Linked DNA regions of Mus musculus: regions 1, 3 and 4 are each linked to region 2. Evidence: chromatin loops called from intact Hi-C (ENCODE). Cell type or tissue: heart. All regions are shown on one strand.

Region 1 (5,000 bases), 370 kb before region 2:
GGCTAGTAGTCCCTTAAGATAGTGTAGTATGTTGCCTTTGAAGTCATATTCTTAAAGGCTACTAACATATATGGAGGAAATGTTCATATTATTTTTAGTGGAAAACTATATGTCTGTTAAAATCCCAATTAAAGTTTTATAATAGACACTGAGCATGGAAAAATACTGTAAAGTATCAATCAAAATGTTAACCACAAGTTTGGCTTATAAACGATGTGATTATTGGAGATGTTAATTGTCTCTGATTTTTTTTTTTTTTTTTTTTTTTAGATGCCACTCTCTTAGGTTTAGAAATCGCTGGAATACCAAAGAGCAACGCTTCCTCTGGTGGGCAGCTGATTCTTATCTGTACATGGGACAGGGCGGGGGGGCAGGGGGGGGGGAGTTGGATCCAACCAAATTTGCAGTCAAAAGAAAGAGGTCAAAACATATGAGTCCATTCCTTAGTATTATTTAATTACTAGAATCAAATGTATGAAAACATTTTAAACAGAAAACTGCCTGTGTGACTTTCAAATGTATAGGAGCTTTTAAAATCTAAGGGTGAAAAAAGATATAACAAAATACATACATGAATACCAAAACACTAACAGAGGTGTGGTGATATTATTCTGATTGCTCACACATACCTAAAGAATTCCAAATGTGACTGCTTTTAAAAGCACATATACACACAAAATCTTGTAAAGGTGCCAGGGAAAATCAACACAGTATAAATACAAGTTAATTATGTGTAAACATAAGGAATAATTCTGTTGCTATGTAAACCTACCTAAGCGAAACTGTTACAATGTTTGTTTTTAGTTACAACCATTTTCCTTAATGGCTAGGCAATGTGGAGCAAGGACTGTAAGTGGTTGCTTGCCTTATTTGGGAGGACAGGGGGTCTTCCAAGATAGCCTAGCTGCTTGTCCTTACAGCAATCCTCCTGTCTCAGTTTCCAGCATTCTTGAATTAGGTAAGCACACCCCACCCAGCCGTTGCTGACGTAATGACAAACCTTGCACTAGGCACACCATTTGAGCTTTTGCCTTTAAATCCTCATAAAGATTTGGAAGTGTCTTAAATGTTGCAAAAAAAAAATTTACTATCTAAAGGTAAATGTGTGCCACTTAAAAGAAGAGTCAGCAAATGAACAGCCATGTACACTTCAAAGAAAAACATACAAAATGAATAAGCAAGATAGCTTGTCCTGGAACCTCAATGAGACTGAATAGCTTCCAAAGGCAAGGCTCCGAGAGCCCAGAAACACACAAGGCTCCCAGCACCTTTCCACCTTCTCTCTGCAGGAGTTAACTCAGGCACCACCTAAGTAGACAGCATTCGGTTATTCTTACTGGGACACCTCGTGAGCCCAACAGACAAGATTTCTCTCTCCTGCTAGGTAACGCTTGTGACCTACACCCGATGCAGAATCTTCTCAAAGGGAGGGAGGGGAGGGAGGGCAGGGAGGAGAACACAAAATGAAAAGGAAGCAAACCACACCATTTAAAAGTACACCTGCCTCTGAAAAAGGACATATACTTTAGAATACAACCACAGCTGTGTCTTCAACACCTTACCTGGCAAGCAAGGCTGCATTTAAAGGGGGTGCTATTTGTTAAATGAAGACGTATTATTAAGGAGACAATATCTGACTCCAATCAAAATATTCTCATCGTGTTTTTCTGGCCTCACAAAACACACATACTTTCTTCATATGAATAAACATGTCTGTGAGTGGGAGAGTCACTCTTACCCCAGAAACAGGTTCTGCAACACCACACACCCAACCAGTCTTTGTGTGGCAATGAGTCCACTCTGGCATGATGTTGGTCTGATATATTCAAAGAACCCAGAATTACTATTCAGTTGCCAGCAATCTGTAGAAGGAACTGACTTGGAGACTAGAGATCTCCGCTGGCAGGCCTCCAGGGAACTGGGCTTCAGTCCACTGGAAGATGGGACCCAGGTCCTCCACACCTGGCAGAAAAGTCATCTGGTCAACCAAGGTGACAGCCAACAGTTCCAGACAGCAGAGGGAGGACAGTGGAGTGACCGCCCCCGCAACCACCAGGACCTTGCTCCATCTCTCCTGGTACCACATAAGTACTGAGGAGCTGGCAGAACAGGGTTTTGCCAAGACAAGTAAAGCAGGGTGAGGGCTATGTCAGCGTTGATTAATCAATGCCACCAGCAGCAGCGACTCTGGGTGTGTCCACACCACACACACCCCATGCCTGTGATGAGGAGGTCTTTCAGCCACTGCCGCTGAGAACTGGGATCTTCCCAGGAAGACAGTTTCCACCCTGATATGTCCTGTAGCAAGCCTGCCATGCAGGGCTGAGGACACAGTGCTCTCTCACCACAGAGCCACTAATAGCCACCACAACCTCTGCCAATGTTATACTCACACCCGCCACCAGACGGGGGTCTTTGTCTTCTTCTCACCAAGGCAAGTTGATTATTCTTTTCCTATGTTACAACAGAGAAAAGAAAATAGCGGACTGTGCAAAATAGCAGACAAGCCCCCCTGGGTGGGGGGAGCTGGGGCTGCTCTTCTCTCCTGGGTACTCCCCAGGAACCCCACTGCTCTTAGTTACCCAGACTGCAGGAAACTGCTTTCAGAGAGTTCAATAAATGGCTAGGTGGCTTTCAAACTACACACCGTGTACCTCTCTGCCTCATCTCAGTGATGCTATCAGTCCTGGGGGCAGGAGCCTAACTTCCACTCTGGGTACAATTCCCACATACCTGGAGACTATATTTCCCTGCACTGCCTGCCCCAAGATGCCAAGGGAAACAATTAAGCCTGACGACACACCCAAGGCCTTAACATAGCATCACTCTAAGAGCCCACAGTCTTCAGAGGATTCTACGCAAATGTGCCTGGACCCCTTGAACTGCAGGCCAATTTGATGGCTGAGCTGGCACTTTGGTCTTCAAGCCAGGCATTGAGGGCCTGGGTCCCTCTTCTAATGCCCTGGAGCCCAGTCCCTGAGAGTCCTGCAGGCAATTGAGCAGTGACCCTGAATTCTTGAACACACTGACCAAAAGTAACAATAAAAAATGAATGCGATCATTGCTTTGCTCACTCCAGCTCCCAAGAGCCCTCTTTCTCTGTTTCACGCTTTTGAAGGCCACAGTGTTAAAGGCAAACAGGTAAGAATCCCTTCAAAAAGGGGCGGCAAACCTCCTGCTGCTGCCAGGGAACACTGTGCAGTCTGACCCGCCGAAGCCCAAAGGACAGCCAACAACTTCTGAAGCCACTTCTTTCTTTCCATCAGAGGCGGTAACATGAAGTGCCATGGTAACAGGGCGACCCTGGGCCCTTCTTGCTAAACGTGCCATGTAGGGGGCCTTTGGCACGCTCATCATTCTCCCTTCCCCTCATGCACCACGTGAGAATATCCCAACCCAAGTCAGTACTGCCACCCAATGATGGCTTGTTCCTCTAATCGAAATAAGAAGGAAGCTAAGGCCTACAGATCACTCTAAGTTCAAGGCCAGCCTCGAACACAGTAAGTTCCAGCCAATTCTGGCTACAAAGTAGTAAGACCCTCTCTCAAAAAATCAGGACAGGCTGAAATAAGTTGTCTTCCTCTCTCTCCGTGCTCCTGTACTCAAGGGAAAAGCTGCCAGCAGAGAGGCAGTCACAGGTTAACAAAACAGATATCCTCCGAGGAAGCGTCAATCACCCGGGCTAAAGACAGCACTTCGTGTGAAATCCGTGCATTCCGGGATCTATCCGAGTGACACTGATGGAGGGAGGGAGACTGCCTTTAAAGACACACGCTATACCTCTGTCAGTCCTAAAATATAGACTTCACAGACCGGCTCTTTAAAAGCACAAGGCAACATTACTAGCCTTGCAGTGCCAGCAGAGCAAGTGATGGCCTCCTTTTCAAGCTATCACTGTATTGCATACAGCTATGTTTATGTATATGCTTGTGTGAGTGTAAGTCATGTGTGTGTCAGTGCCCATGGAAGCCAGAAATGGGCATCAGACACCCCCCCCAAACTGGAGTTACAGGCAGTTATGAGGCACCTGATACAGGTGCTGGGAATCAAACTTGTGACCTTGGAAGATCAGCAAGCACTCACAATCCCTGATCCATCTCTCCAGCACCATCTGCCTTGCTTTTTGGGAAAGGATACAGTTTATTGTTTCATCTGGAGTGACTGGCTGGTACAGCCCCAGGATCATCCTGTCTCTGCCCCCAGCTATGGAATTACAAATAAACACCACCACAGCTGCTTATTATGTGGGTGCTGGAGATCCAAACCCAGGTGTTCTTGCTTGTAACAGGTACTCTACACACTGAGCCATCCCCACCCCTAACTAGAACGTACAAATTCCCAGACACAACTTGAGATCCACTGAGTCACACTACCCAGGACAATCATGTGTTCTTTTCGTAAGAGGAGCCAGGGAAGCTGCTGGACAAACTCTTTCCTTCTTCATGGACCTATCTGGACAGGGAGGTATGAAGACGTAGGGCTAAGGTGGTTCACCTGAACAGCCTTCCCAGACAGAAGAACATAACGTTCTTCACAAGTTCCACTCCTTTTATGGACAAGTGGGTGTCACTTCAGTGAAGGGTACATAGCCTGCTCTTTTTTACTTCTGTCACCCACACAAAGCTCAGGACTCTGAGGACAAAATCCAGAGATGATACCAATGAATAGAAACAAGAGGAGAGAAACTTGGTGCATATAAGAACTAGAGGTCAAAGACTGCCTCTTGATAGGAAACACAGGTACACTGCCCCTTGCCAGGTAGAGATCAGATCTAGCATGGGCAGAGAGAAGCACCAGAGGGCTTTAAAGTCCCCATCAGCACATACAACAAAGAGGTAACCCTGACCCACCTCTTAGGTAAAAACAGGGGATGGGTTAGCACAAAGCCAGGTGAGACATGATGGTGCACACTGAACACGAGCACTCGAGAGGCTGACACAGGAGGACCAAGGTTCCAAAGCCCTGTCTCAAAAGGCGCCAGGCAGTATAAGTCTGTAGGC
Region 2 (5,000 bases):
CCACATTTTCATATTCCGCGTACGCCTCTACCAAGCAACCTTTTTAGTTGTCCCAGGAGGCATGAAATAAAAAGTAGGACAGAGAATTGACTAGACACGTGATGGCAGTTACTGCAGAAGACTTACTTCTATGTGATGCCCAAACTCATCAAAGCGGTGTTTTCTGTTACTGTGATTAGCTGTGTGGATTAATGCAAACAGCTAATGAGTGAGAGCACAGGTAGGCTGGGAATATACTATTGGACTAGCGTTTTGAAACCAGTCGGCTGGAAGTGAAGATAAAATAGGCTGATGGAGGGCCCAGTGGGGTCAAAGAACTCTGGACACAGGAGAGACTGAGTGAGCTGAGACAGTGAGAGGTGTCCTGTGAGAGTAGCGTGTCTGCCACTGAGGTTTCAGTGGTCTTGCAGTCATTAGCACTGGCAGAATCTTAGACAAGTGTGTAGATCGGTGAGATGAGGCCGACCATAAAGCCATTAGAAGTCATAAACCCTGATGAGATGGTTCAGTGGTTAAGAGCCCTTACTGTTCTTTTAGAGGACCCGGGTTTGGTCCCAGCACCTACAAGGTGGCTCATAATCATCTGTTCCAGGCGCTACAACACCTTCAGGTGCACATACAAACATGTAGGCAAAACACTCAAACATAGATTAACATTTTAAACAATGAAAGTAATTACTCAAAAGGAACAGTGAGGTAGCAAAGAGAGTTGGAGGTCTACCTTAACATTGATTTCCTTCCTCTTTACTGAAGCACTGACTCTAACCTTAGGATGTTGTCTGTCTCCACAGAGATGCATTTCTTAGCCTCCCTAATAGATAGATAGGGGGAAATGGTAAGTAGAATTTCTCCGTTTCTCTTTCTTTGTGTATAGGGTGTCCATAGAATGGCCAGAGCTCCAGCAGCCACTTCAGATCACGAGGTAGTTAAAAGCAGTGGAATAAAAAAAGGGAACTGAGCCGGGCATGGTGGCACATCTTTAATCCCAGGACTTGAGAGGCAGAGGCAGGCAGATCTCTGTGAGTTCAAGGTCAGCCTGCTCTACAGAACCAGTTTCAGGACAGCCAGAACTACATAGTGAGACCCTGTCTCACCCATCTCCCCCACAAAAAGAAAAGAATGGAAAAGGAACCATGCAGCTATGGAATCATCTCATAAATGATATATTTTAGACTTTTTATATGAAGGGGAAAGAAATATCAGTCTTGTTAGACCACTGTTGACTATCACTTTTCTATTAAATATAGCTGAACCTCATCCTACTTAATTAATCCATTGGATTGATGGAGTACTAATTGCATAGATATTAACATCACCTTCAGGAATGACTGTGTCTATAGACACAGCATTGAGTTAGGTGCTAAGGTCTTCACTGAGTGAAGGGGAATAAACGGGTCTATAAATAGCTACAGCCAGGAGAGGTAGTGGGTGCTTCAGAGGGGCTGGAGAGCTGGAGAAGCAAGAAGACACAGCAGCAGGCGTTCGTGCATGGTGAGAATCGAGGAGGAGATAAGTCCTGTTTTCTGTTTTAAGATCTTGACTTTTTAAAACCTGCTTGATTGAAGAAATACGTTGTATACCAACACCTGTTTCAAACCATACAGTGCTTTAGCCCTCAGATTCACATCAGTGGTCTACTCGGGAAAGTTTTCTGCAAAAACAGTCGGCCACCAAGTTGGTTCTAAGCGCTATTACTAAGCACTCTTTAATCTCCTTTTAGGAGAGTGATGTTCACTATTCAATTTAATCCTTTAAAAACGTATTCATGCTTTTTACCTCTCTTGTTAAGTATGTTCATTCAATTAATTATCATCAATGTACTGAGGCCCCACCATGCTCCAGGCACTACACTGGGCACTGGGAATACAGATTAATTGCAAGGCATCTGTCTTAGTTACTAACTCAGAGAGCGATGAGGCAAAGGAATCTGTCTTTGTGTCATGTGATAAGGACATCCATCAAATGCGAGTGAGGGCTGGGCGCTGGTTGGTACATGTCTTTAATCCCAGCACTCCAAGAGGCAGCGACAAGTGGATCTCTGAGTCTTCAGAGTGAGTTCCAGGACAGCCAGGCTACACAGAAAAAAACCTGTCTGGGGAAAAAAAAGTGACTGAGGAATCGAATCTACCAGAATCTACCAGATGAGAGGAGAGTACAGAGGTCACATTGGGGTCAGGAAGCTGTTCTTGGGAGGGTGGGGGTGGGGGGATAGGAGAGGAGCTGGATCTTGAAGACTCGTGGGCATTATTCAACTGGAAAGTGGGAATTTATTAAAAACACTACAGCAGAGAAAAGTGCATGATGCCTTGGGAGTTCCAGGTCAAAAGTCTGGAGTGGGTTTGTTTCCACCATGCTGTTAGGCAAGACAGACTAATAGTAAATACAATTACCTTGCTTAGGTATAACCTGTCCATCATGTCCATCTTCCTGCTGGGGACTACTGGTTTAATGTGCTCAGCCTTCAGGAGCAACTTATCTAAGTGATTTCAAGAAGTCTTAACCTTATACCACCAAAGCCCCCAATTGTAATTTATGCTTATCTATCACAGGAAACAAAACTGTTGTCGTAAGTTATATTATGGTTTATTAGAGCGATGTAATCTGAGCACAATTGAAGAAACAGTCATTTAAACAAATGGTCCCAGCCTATATTCTTTTTTTAAAAAAATATTTATTTTATCTGTTAAAGAGTGCTGTTGCATGCATGCATGTGCACCACACACATGCAGTGCTCACGATGGCCAGAAGAGGGAGACAGATACCCTAGAAGTGGAGTTACAGACAGTTGTGACGCACTATATGGATTCTGGGAACCAAACCCAGGTCCTCTGCAAGAGCGAGCCATCTTCGACTATCCAACATTCGTCTGAGAAGTTTTTAGTACACTGTAATTCAGGTCAAACTCTGAACTTAAAACAACTCAAACAAACAAAAATCTTGTGCACCGGTTTTAGACTTAAGTTGCAAAGACGACAGAGAGGTTCTGCGTGCTTGTTTTCCTCCTGAGAACATGTCATGGTGGTGCATTTATTAGTTTAACACCAATATTGACACATCATTCTTTACCCAGAGTACACAATTGTTACTAGTTCTTCAATTTTTACTTAGTATCTCTTTTTCTCTTCTTGAATTCTCACCATGGATACTTCCTCAAGGCTCCTGTATGCTAGGAAGCTCTCTCTCTCTCAGACTGGCTTTTGATGACTTCAACAGTTCCAGGGGAGTAAGGTATTCGTAGATCATCCTGAGGCTGCCTGCATGGTACTTTTCTCCTGCCTAGCCTGGGCTATCATCTGAAGGAAAAACACCACAGAGGTCATCTCATGCATACAACTACCAGTGATTGCCAATGCTTGTATTGATGTGGGCATCTGACTGAGGTAGTCTGTCTGACTTCTCCTCTGCAGTTATCCCTCACCCCTTCCCACACTAGATTTCTAAAGGAAGTTAATCTATGCAGTACATCTGAGAGAGCTTTGCTTCATTTCCTTGAGGGGCAAGAACTAAAATATTTAGAATTCTGTGTGGGGGCTTTACTTATTCCATTCTGATAATGTTTCCAATCATTTACCTATAATGGCATGGACTCAGGTATCTTTGTGTTTCAGGTTATAATCCAATACTAGGTTATTTATTGCTCGACATTTATTTCAAATTTGGCCACTGGGGCCACTTTGAAATGATTTCTATACCCCTTTGACATGAGCTAGTCAGTCCATTTGGGCCATTTCTTTATTCTTTGCATTGCAAGAATACATCTTTTGGATCATCAGATTTATCATAGTTGGGTAAGTGACGTAATCTTTTAATATGGCCAGAAGAGCAAAGTGCATGAATTGGTGAATCAGCACACGATCATCGATCAGTATCGATCAGTAACTACTCTTTGTATCTTCAGTTGTTTTAAGTTCAAGGTCCTATCCTAGCCTTACCTTCAGCTTGGTTTAGAAATCAATGATGCTTTTGTAGTTTTGCATATTCTAAGCAGAACGAGAGAGTTGAAGCTACTTAAAAGTACAGGCTTTGAAAGAAGCCTGTGGTATTAGTGCCCATAAGTAGAGATTACATTCTTGGCAGTGTAGTGCTTCAATATCTTTACAAGCTCAATGAGAGGACCTTTACATTGTAAAAGAAGAAAAGTTAAGATGCAGAGCTTCCGTTTATTTTTGAACGAAAGCAATCTTCAGATTAAAAAAAAATCCCAGACCCATTTTAATAATGACAAACATTCAGTTGCTAAAGGATTTCGGAAGGAAAAGGGCCCTAGAAACCCAACCAGGGCTCAGTGCTCAAGTTCACAGAGAGTACACTGGGTAAAATATTAGGCAGCTGTTCAAATCCGTGTATAATTAGGAGTTTGAATTCTCACGTATCTGCTTACATGTATTTGTGTTATTCTCATGCCATTCCTGCAGCGGGTCAAATTATCCTTAGGGAGTTCAAGTGCTTCTGACAGCCAATGCTTCTTAAATCTTGCATTTCAGTTCCACTCCTGCCTTTCTGAACTACACACAGGAAGAACTGGTCTAGGCAGAATGCCCCTAGTTAATACTAATACTAGTTCTAACTTAAGACGTGGAAGAGCTTACTGATTCTTATTATGTAGACTCTGAAGGAAGGAGGGAGCTGGGCAGGGGGAGACTCACACTTGCTGACCCCACCTCAATGCTGGGCGGGGCAGGGGGAGGGAATAATCACACTTGCTGACCCCACCTCCAGTGCTAGCACTTGCTTACTGCCTCAGCTGGATCCTAACACTAGCCCTTCAAGATTAAGCCAGGATAGCTAACTAAAAGCCTCAGGTTCTTTAATCAACCTATTGGAAGACGGCAAATTATTTAAAAGACTTTCAAACTTAGAAGAGCAAATCCTTTTCTGATTTTGTATATTTTGTTGTTGCTTGAGCCAAGTTCTTGCTATGCAAACCTGGCTGGCTTGGAACTCACTCTGGGAACTAGGCTGGCCTTGAACTTGTGGTGATCCTTTGCCAGGAACTCCCA
Region 3 (5,000 bases), 110 kb before region 2:
TCCCTCCTCTCTGATAACTCTAGATTGTACCAAGTTGACATAAAACTAGTCAACACATTTTTCTTTGAAATTAAATTTTCACCCTTTAATCCTGAAATTGTTTCTAACCTCCACCACAATAGATGTATTTTTCCTATTTTTTTTTTACTTCAAATGATTGAAACAATTACATTTTACACAAAATGTTTTGTTTGTATATGGCTTTTTTCATTACCATGTTTTTGAGATTCATGTATGAAGCACACATCAGAGCCAATTCTTTTTCTTTGCTGGACAGTGTTGCACAACTATGTAAAAACATGTTTATCTTACTTTGTTTAAGACAGGATCTCTCTATGTAGCCCTGACTGACCTAGAACTTGAAATGTAGACTCAAGTCCACAGAGATCTGCCTGTCTCTGCCTTCTGAGTGCTGGGATTAAAGGTATGTGCCACCAAGCCTGGCATCCTACCTTGCTTTAAAGAAGTATTCTTTAAATCACAAAGTGTTGTATATTTATTGTTAAAAAAGAACTATAGAATCCAAATGATGGAAAATGAACATAAATATCCATTTTACTCTCCAAGATATAACCATTATTATTAATTTATACATCCCTAGTTGAACCTTTGTTCATATTAAGTCGCCCATATTGTATGTACATCATGCAAGCTAACCAGCATTTCCCTTCAGTGTCAAGCTTTATGGCTTAGGTCTAAGCAGAACCTGAGATGTTAAATTGACACAGCCTTTGGTTTTACCTGTGGGATCTTTCTTACATTTAAAGATTAGGGCTAGAGAGGTGACTCAACTACTTACTGCTTTTGCAAGGACCTGGGTTGAGCTCCCAGAACCCATATGGTGCTCATAACCATTTGGAACTGTTGTTCCGGGAAACCAACTCCCTCTTCTGAACTCCTGGGGCAGCCAGCACACACACACACTTGTAGTGCACATACATATATGCAGGTAAAACATTCATTTACAATATTTTAAATCTAAATTTTTTTAAATTCTATGAAATAAAAATTAAAGGTGAGACCTGAATAGTTCTTGGCCTAAATTCAAATGGTTCATAGCATAGAGAATAAAATATCTTCATCTTGTTCCTTCTACCCCATTTTGTTTCCTTTCTTAAAGGAGCTACTGTTAACTACAAACTGTGATGAAGATGATGATAAGGGTCATAAAATGTTAAGCTTATTGTAATGTTTCTTTTAAATTTCATTTAAGCTTCAAGCTTTGTTATCGAGGCAGCACAATCTTTTGACTAGGATCAAGTTATTTTAAACACCAATGATCATGCGAAGGCTGGCTCTGCTGTGAAAGCTCACTATCGATTTTTCAGGGTAATTTTGGAGTAGTTTATGTAGGAGGAAGTAGGGTGCTCTCTGCCTGTCCATCTGTCATAGTGAGTTCAGAAACTCTGTCTTTAATAGACTGTTGTAGATTTCAAAGACAGATGCTCAGTTTCTTTTGACTTTCAAGCTCACATCATTTAAGGATTTAAAAAAAACGCAGCGGTTTTTACTTGGAGTCCCATTTTATGGTCTGGCTTAGAGGATCGGAATCTGTGTCTTTAGATGAAATTATATATGCAAAGCTATTTGGCATACAAAGCTACAGGATTTTGTTTAGGTGATTAGAACGATCACGATAGCCCTAGCCCCACAGTTTTTGAATCTAAAAGTCATTAGTTAGGGACCCAGAGTTCCTGCCCTGGAGGAAGTTCAAGGGATTCCTGGAGATGCTGTTCCTCCTCTGGTACTTGCCTCTAAAGCCAGGAAGTGAATTTCTTACTGGCAACAGTTTGTGATACCTGCATCTCATCCAGTTGCTGCTCCAGGTTCTCTTATGTGGGTGAAGTTCTATAGGAAAGGATCGGAAGACTTAGTTGTATAATAGTAAAACCAGGTACTAACTATGCCAGTGAATTTCCAGCCCTAATTCTGAAGTACTTGAATTGAAAACACTTTCAAAGAAGTGTCTGTCTCCCTTCTTCCATTTCCAACAGAAGTTGTCTACCAGAACCTGAAAGAGAATTCGTGATACTCTCTCAGGAGGCCTGAAGCTTGACAAAGCCCATTCTCTTGTTAGCTTTAAAATCTTGATCAGATCCAGTCACCTGGTGTTTACTGGACTCTCAGGTGCCTGCATTATACAGGTCCATTTCCCACTTTCAGAAAAGGACAAAACACCTAGGCCTGCTTATCCACACATCACGTGACATTGATAGAAACACTAGTCTCCTTTCTTGTATCAATCCAGTAGTAAGTAAGGTCCAACCTTAGTTTGGTGTCGGCAAACTCTTTCAACCTGCCTCCTCTACTTATCAGGTTCTCCCCAAACATATCTGCAGCTTGGGAACTTCTGACCCCAGAGTCAGAGTTAGGAGAGGAGGTGGGGCGGCGTCAGAAGGCGGTGGCGCAGCGGTACCTAGTGGCACCGCCAGGCCACATCCAGTGTACGTGGCACTGACCGTAGACAGACAGGGAGGGGACTGGGCTTTCTCCTCTGGGAGGAGCCTCAAGGCATCCAGCAGAGGAGAGAGATTCCCTGAAAGGATTGGGGAGTGTATTTGGTGAGATCTTATCAGAGTAAACCAGCCAGGCGTTGGCCTTATATCTCACTTTGCATTCTCCCCCTCCGAGCAAAGTCCGCTTTACCGGGCTAGCAGGCGAGAATGGATTGGAGGCGAGGGGAGGTACTCGCCAGCCCGCATGCGCGGAGCCGCAGCGGTCGGACTACATCTCCCAGAGGAGGCTTGGGGAGACCGCCTATCCCGGCGCCATCTTGAAATCTGATGCTTCATCTCCCGGGCTTTGCGTCAGCTCTGAGCCGACTTTACTGTCCCAGAGCCTAGACTGCCCGCCCCGGAGGACGTGGAGGACGAGGCAGCCCGCGGGAGAGACAGCTGTGGGGGCCCTGGCAGCGACCTCGCGCAGCTCGTACCCTGTCACTCAGCATCCCAATCGGTGTTGCGCCCGCGCCCGCCCCCTGCCCGAGGGGCGGGGCTGGTCTTGTGGTACCCAGAGTCTGCGCACGCTGAGGTGTGCCCCTGCCCAGTGAGGACCTGGGACTGGGCCATGCCAGCCCCAGACCATCAAGGTGGGAAGAGGACCGCATCCCAGAGCCGGTGAGCAACCCGCAGCTTTGGCCGCTCCAGAGAAGTTCCGCACCCTCCAGGAGTGAAGATGAAAGAGATTTGCAGGATCTGTGCCCGGGAGCTGTGTGGAAACCAGCGGCGTTGGATCTTTCATACCGCGTCCAAGCTCAACCTCCAGGTTCTGCTTTCGCACGTCCTAGGCAAAGATGTCTCTCGTGATGGCAAAGCCGAGTTTGCTTGTAGCAAGTGCGCTTTCATGCTCGATCGCATCTATCGATTCGATACTGTCATTGCCAGGATCGAAGCCCTTTCTCTTGAGCGCTTACAGAAGCTGCTCCTGGAAAAGGATCGCCTCAAGTTCTGCATTGCCAGTATGTATCGGAAGAATAATGATGACTCTGGCGAGGAGAACAAGGCGGGGAGTGGGACAGTAGACATTTCCGGCTTGCCAGATATGAGGTACGCTGCGCTGCTCCAAGAAGACTTTGCCTATTCGGGATTTGAGTGTTGGGTAGAAAATGAGGATCAGATTAACGACTCACACAGCTGTCATGCTTCCGAAGGGCCCGGAAACCGACCCAGGAGATGTCGCGGTTGTGCAGCTCTGCGGGTTGCGGATTCCGACTATGAAGCCATTTGTAAGGTGCCTCGAAAAGTGGCCCGAAGTATTTCTTATGCCCCCTCTAGCAGGTGGTCTACCAGCATTTGCACTGAAGAACCGGCATTGTCAGAGGTTGGGCCACCAGACTTAGCAAGCACAAAAGTACCCCCGGATGGAGAAAGCATGGAGGAAGGGACACCAGGTTCCTCCGTGGAGTCTCTGGATGCTAGTGTCCAGGCTAGTCCTCCACAACAGAAAGACGAGGAAACGGAGAGAAGTGCGAAAGAACTTGTAAAGTGTGACTACTGTTCTGACGAACAGGCTCCACAGCATTTGTGTAACCACAAACTGGAGCTAGCTCTTAGCATGATTAAAGGTCTTGATTATAAGCCCATTCAGAGTCCCAGAGGGAGCAAGCTTCCTATTCCAGTGAAATCCATCCTACCTGGAGCCAAGCCTGGCCATATCCTGACAAACGGAGTTAGTTCCAGTTTCCTTAACAGGCCTTTGAAACCCCTTTACAGGACGCCTGTGAGCTATCCTTGGGAGATTTCAGACGGACAGGAGCTGTGGGATGATCTCTGTGATGAGTATTTGCCGATCGGGTTCCAGGTATACACAATGGCTACCTATAGTGCTTTTCTCATGAGCCGTCCACAGGTTTCCCATGGTTTGTTTAGCTCCAGGATAGTAAGTGGTCTAGGCTTGAAAAAAATTAATTGTTGAGCTTATTTCAGCTATACTTTTTGCTTATGCACCTTAGTAAATGTGATTTACACTTACATAAATTACTTTTCAGAAGCCTTTTAAACAGTATCAGTTTAACAATTCCTATTGTCAGAATTATATGTAACAAAAGATAAAGGTTCTTTTTCTGCAGAAAGAAGTCTTACTTTTGGCATCGGAAACTGTCCTCCCACACCACCCCTTGATTGTTGCTGGTTTTTGTTTTTAGATTTGTGAATGATATTCTTCCATTGCCTTTCAGTAAGAGAGTTAGAGTTAGGTTCCTGGCAAGTTCACCCTGGAGCTTTAAGCTTTTCATCCCTCAGATGCCTCAAAATGGTTAGCACATAGAGTGGAAACTATTAGCCCATCAGGAAAGCATTAGAAAGAACATCTGGGCAGTGTTTGTTATAATTAATGGTCATCTCAGAGCTAATGGTGACTTGTTCGTGGAAAATACTTAGCGATTCAAATGTTGTCACTCATGAAGTTAAGCTGAAAACTGCACAGACAGCTTTTTCTTCCTTTGTTAAGGAAGGATTCACTCAACCTACTCTCGACTTTCTTAATAACTGGAGAATGGCAGT
Region 4 (5,000 bases), 430 kb after region 2:
AGCCTGTATTTTTAGCAGTCTTGCCATTTGGAGGAAGAAGGATTTCACAGAGTTGCTGGAGTAGCAAAAACATCACGAGACTTCTGTTTACAAGATGCTTTCAGAAGGATCTCTCCGCTCTCCACTCGTGTTTATACATGCACAGTCTGTCAGGCCCTTCGACACCAAAGGCAGGCTTTTGTCCAGCGAGAGCAGATGTGTGGACGTTAGAAAACTCAGAGAGCAAATACTCCAGTGAAAGAAACTATTGAGCAGAATATATGATATTTTAAAACGCATTTCTGTCCTGTGTGTAATATAGCTAAACTAACATTACTGTGGAGCTGCTAACCTTTACATTTCCTGATTTTTTTTTTTTTTCTTAGCGTGCTTAAGGTCTTGTTGCGGTTGCTTGTAGCCTGGAGTTGTGCGTGTGTGATCCTTGTCTTCATTTTCCTTCCAATTCAGTAAATCATTTTTGAACTTTAACACATGGTTACAAGAGAGTTTAATGCCTAGCAAAGACAGGTTTTTGTTTTGTTTTGTTTTTTGTTTTTTGGGTTTTTTGGCTTTTTTTATTTGTTTGTTTGTTTTGCTTTAAGTACATTATTGTCACAGTCTACCCTTTAGGTACATTATTGTCACAGTCTGCCCTTTAGCTTGTTGTCCAGCAGTGACCTGATCTGGAATACCCGAGTCATGCTGGCTGGTATTATGTCAACTTGACACAGCTAGAGTTATCTTAAAGGAAGAACTCAATTGAGAAAATGCCTCCATAAGATTCAGCTGTAAGGCATTTCTTAATTAATGGTTGACTGGAGAGAGCCCAGCCCATTATGGCTGGTGCCATCCCTGGTCTGGTGGTCCTGGGGTCTATAAGAAAGCAGGCTGAGCAAGCCATGGGAGGCAAGGCAGTAAGCAGCATACCTGGAAGTTACTGTATCGGCTCCTGCCTTCAGGTTCCTGCCCTGTTTGAGTTCCTGTCCTGACCTCCTTCAGTGATGGTCTACAATGTGGAAGTGTAAACCAAATAAGCCCTTTCCTCCCCAACTTACTTTTGGTCATGATGTTTCATCACAGCAACAGAAATCCTAATGAGGACAGAAGTATTTTGGCAGTGGTTTTCTTTTAGAGGAATCCAATCTATATGAGTCAAGACCCTTCCCTTACATTAGCAATCCCAAATACTCTTACATACTTCTAGTTTGATTGTCTTTTCTCATAGTCACACGTGATCTTTTCTCTTTTAGAGAGGTTCGTAGCTATGTGGAATCTAATTTCTAAAGCCAAAAGTTGACAGCTCCCTACCCCCAAACCCTTCAACTTTATTTCTTACGTGGACTCAATTTGCTCTCAGGTTTATATCATTTAGACCTACCTGACTCTCTTTTAAACTTATAAACTCAGTCTCAAAGAGAAAATATCTTGCCACAGTTGTTCAGATTCTAAGCCAGGGAGAAACTGTATGGAAACCCATATGGCCAGTTGTGAGTTTTGCGAAGATTGGAAAGTAGTGAGTGAACTTTATTATTTAGCGTTCTATTATATACCATCCTTTACGACAGCACTGCTCCTTAAAAGGGTACCACAGGAAGGTTCCCTATTTTATATAGAGAAAAGCGGAGGCAGTAGTGGCTGTCCTGGTTAAACCCATGTAGGTCTTTTGGCTATGTTGCTTGCTTCCATCTTCGGGGAGACTGTACATTCTCAGGTACACAGAATCCACTTAACTGTTAGAAACGCTTTGGACCAGTGCACAGAGTTGCAGGAGAATCCTTAAGATCAACTCCGCAAAGTACAAACTCGAAGATTAGTAGGGTTTTGTGGGGAGGGCAGACAGTAACGATGGCTGGTCAAGGCAGTAACACGGCCCCACAAAATAAGGATAACAGGAATCTGAGCAAGGCGCATTAACCAAGATGTGAAAAAGTGCTACCTAATGAGCTAACATCTAACTTCACAGGGGTAGTGCTGAACGCGTCGCCCTCGAATTCTCAACATCAAAGCTCTTCCAAAAAATAAAATTAAGTGAGTGATACTGTGGTTGGGAGAAGACCTGGAGGCCGGGGCAGAAGGTGCTCTCTGGAAACCATAGGTAGTGCTGGCCAGGCAGGGCGGGGCGGGGCAGGGCCCGAGGTGAAGGAGACCTTGCTCTAGCCACAGCGCCAGCAGGACCCCAGAGAGTCTGTTCTGGGAAGAGGGAGAAGAGTGCAAGCCGAGGGGACCAGCTTTCCAGAGGGAAGAAAGCCCTCACGGGCAAAGGTAGAGTGGACACCTAGGGGCGGATGGGTGGGCTGGGGGAAGCAAGGCGGAATCGCAGTGGAGAGGTGCGAGGAGGTGGCATGAAGACTGAAGACTAGGCCCGACCCTGAACGGCGGGCGAGTGAAGGAAGATCGGTTCCTTCTGCAGCTCCCAGTTAGTTTCTGTCAAAGATGGCTAAATTCCACTCTGCCCTTCCCCCTCCCGCGCCTTTTCTAATCCCCTTCGGTGGCTCCAGTACTGCTGGAGGCCATGGGGAGTCTGGGTGAATGAGCGCCGGGAGGAGGGTGAGGAAGGAAGAGAACCTCCCCGCCGCACCACCCGCCCCGTGGGTCCTGCAGGAGGATCTTTTAGTTGAAAAAGAGGGTTCTGTGGCTTTAAACCGGGGAGTGGGCGTCACCGCGGGGGGACCCGGTGACTAGCCGGGGCGGGGTTGGATGGGAGGGGTCATGCAAAGCAGAAGGCGGTGCCGTCGGGGCGGGGCCGTGGGTGGGCGGGGCGCGGGCGGCTTCTCTTGAGCCAGGCGCGGGAGGGGGCGGAGGCCGCGGCGGGCTGGTACCATCGATCGCCTTCGGGGAGGGGGACGGGTGCCATTCCCCCGGAGGGGGCGGGCCCTGGCGGCGGCGGGGCCAGGGCCCCATTCCCCGCCGGGCGGGCCGGGGGAGGGGCGCGCCTCCGCTCGCGTCCGAGGCGGGGCCCGCGGTACCTTTCGTGGCACGGTGCGGCTGGGGGAGGGTCGAGGGGAGGGGGAAGGGGCGGGCCTGGGAGGGGGAGCCGGAAAGGGGGAGGCACCGGCGGACAATGGAGCCTATGTGTGCCTGCGGGAGTGGGACGGCGCCGCCGCCGCCGCTGCCGCCGCCGGGGGGAGACGCTGCGCTGCTGCTGCCGCTGGTCCGGGCCCCGGCCCCCCGGGGCTGAGAGCAGCCGGGGACCGCAGCTCCCGCCCGCGCTCGCCCCTCCCCCTCTCCGGCCCGGGGTAAGTGGCCCCGGGGAGGGGGAGGGGCGGGCCGGCGCGGCGGGGGCCGGGTCCGCGTGCGCGTGTGGCCGGGGGGCCTCCGGGGGTCGGGGCGCTGGCTTGGCGAGTTGAGTCTGGAGGAACCTGTTGGGGGAGGCGGGGGAGCCTCGGGAGCTATGGGAGAGACCGGGGCATCTCTCGGGGTTTTAGAGGTTGTGTCCCAAAGCTGTGCTTGGAGAGGTTACCTGAGGGGAGATGACCGTCTCGGGGTCTTGGGATGGAGGGGCGATGGAGAGGAAAGAGCGCGCGAAATTAGGAATTTCGGGTTGAGTTTGTAAGACCCGGGAGATGCGTAGAGGGGAGAAAGGGGACTCCGCAGGCCAGTGACTTGTTGAAGGGTTGGGGGAGGTGAAAGCCTAGAGGAATGTCTTGAGTTGTAAAGGGTTCCAGCAGGTGAGTTGGCGACGAATGAGTTAGGTCACTGAGTCATTGTGAGGGTCGTAGAACACACCAGTGGTTTTCAAATTGGAACCCTAGAGGCTGGCTGGCCTTTGAAAGTTGCAAAGACTATTAAGATGTCACTGGTAAGTGTTGGGTGAGCTTGGTGAAATGGAGTTATCCTAAGGAAAACAAGTCGCAGAGTTGGTGGTTAGTCCAGAGGGAAGGACCACGGCCTGTAGTAGTACTGCTGGGAACGTTATGTTAAAGCTGCCAAGGATGAGAAAGAAAGCTTGAAATCTGTCCCCCAAGAGCCTTAGTCTGCTGGAGGTAAGGAAGGGCGTTTTTTTAAATGTTAAAAGAGTTATTCTGAGGCCAAGATTGGAGTCAAAGTCATTAGGTAGGGTAGTGAAATGGATGCAAATATGCCTCTGTGGACATAATCCAAGGCAGGATGCAGTGGATACAGAGTTACACTTTAGTTAAAGCAAGAACAAGTCACCCCCTGACAGTGACGTCAGCGGCCATGTAAAAAGTCAATTTGATGGTGCATTTGTTAGCGTTTGATAAACTGTGGAATTAAATGGTTATTTTGGCGACAGAGACCTGGGCTCTTGTGTAGGGAACACAGTGATGAATTAGTTACAGGAGGTGAGGAGTAGGTAGTGAAATAGTCAAGATGTTGGGAGGTAAGACTTGTTTAGAACCTGTGACTTGGAGGCTTTTAAGTCTGGTTGGTTTGAAAGTTTTTGACTGGACACTAGTCACCAGGGAGTTTATCATGAAGAAGTGTTTGTGTGCAAATCTGATGGTCCTGGGGACCAGTAACAAAGTCTTCTCTCTTCTCTTGAAAAGGCCTATACTATTGACAGGGATGGACTAAGAAGAGGGTCTCTTAGTTCCGGTGTTGCAAACATGCTTTGAGGAATGTATGAGTGTGTATATGACATTTGATAGCTTTATGACCTAGAAGTTGGATATTGAGCCTTGAAAGTCTTTGTAATCAGTTGCTGGATATAATAATTTCAACATAGATGATAGTTGGATGGGAAAGTCATTGGCCTAAAGATGGAAGCACAGTTTCTGTATAGTTTTCTATTTATAGAACAAGTATCATGGAACTGGCTCTTGAGCAAAAGGAATGTTTTGTTCTTGATTCCAGTTAGCCAGCACAAGCCAAAACAAAAACCAAACCAAAACAAAAAAACCCTTATATATATGGAATTTCTTCTATGGGTTATTTCCCCGTGGCCTTCAGAAATACCTGCTGCTGTAAACTCAAAAGGAAAGAAAATGCTAGGGGGGGAAAGACCCAGTGATTTCGCAAGCATTGTAACCAGCTGAATATTGGATCATGGTGACCTGGCA

The links. A loop is a pair of places that touch in the nucleus more often than their neighbours do. Peaks named below come from ENCODE experiments on the same cell type or tissue, not always from the same donor. Only the 100,000 strongest peaks of a DNase experiment are listed, where the experiment ranks them.
Region 1: a loop joins it to region 2, with 2.4 times the contacts of the local background. A loop is called at or near these places in 2 of 42 quality-filtered maps.
Region 3: it touches region 2 in a loop (2.6-fold over the local background); 4 of 42 quality-filtered maps call a loop at or near these places.
Region 4: it touches region 2 in a loop (5-fold over the local background); 2 of 42 quality-filtered maps call a loop at or near these places.

The regions. Positions count from the first base shown.
Region 1 is chr3:98,017,884-98,022,883 of GRCm38, reverse strand. All of the region lies in intron 1 of Notch2 (notch 2), which reads right to left. It overlaps Gm40103 (a long non-coding RNA gene), which reads left to right. Exons shown (of 2, transcript XR_001783932.2): 2 at 271-578. Among named protein-coding and RNA genes, the nearest start is that of Gm40103, 5.7 kb to the left of the region's middle. In heart, a CTCF peak has its summit at 2,397; no DNase peak of the experiment used is centred here; H3K27ac peaks cover 1,677 bases.
Region 2 is chr3:97,652,853-97,657,852 of GRCm38, reverse strand. It overlaps Fmo5 (flavin containing monooxygenase 5), which reads right to left. Exons shown (of 9, transcript NM_001161763.1): 9 at 2,566-5,000. Among named protein-coding and RNA genes, the nearest start is that of Prkab2, 2.9 kb to the left of the region's middle. In heart, a CTCF peak has its summit at 2,741 (motif pointing right); no DNase peak of the experiment used is centred here; H3K4me3 peaks cover 611 bases; H3K27ac peaks cover 2,452 bases.
Region 3 is chr3:97,765,773-97,770,772 of GRCm38, reverse strand. The region is part of intron 8 of Pde4dip (phosphodiesterase 4D interacting protein (myomegalin)); the gene reads left to right. Among named protein-coding and RNA genes, the nearest start is that of Gm46816, 20 kb to the right of the region's middle. In heart, a CTCF peak has its summit at 2,419; DNase peaks (open chromatin) are centred at 2,752 and 3,682; H3K4me3 peaks cover 2,481 bases; H3K27ac peaks cover 1,874 bases.
Region 4 is chr3:97,225,433-97,230,432 of GRCm38, reverse strand. Bcl9 (B cell CLL/lymphoma 9) reads left to right here and starts at 3,069. Exons shown (of 10, transcript NM_029933.4): 1 at 3,069-3,215. In heart, a CTCF peak has its summit at 3,101; a DNase peak (open chromatin) is centred at 2,722; H3K4me3 peaks cover 3,390 bases; H3K27ac peaks cover 2,706 bases.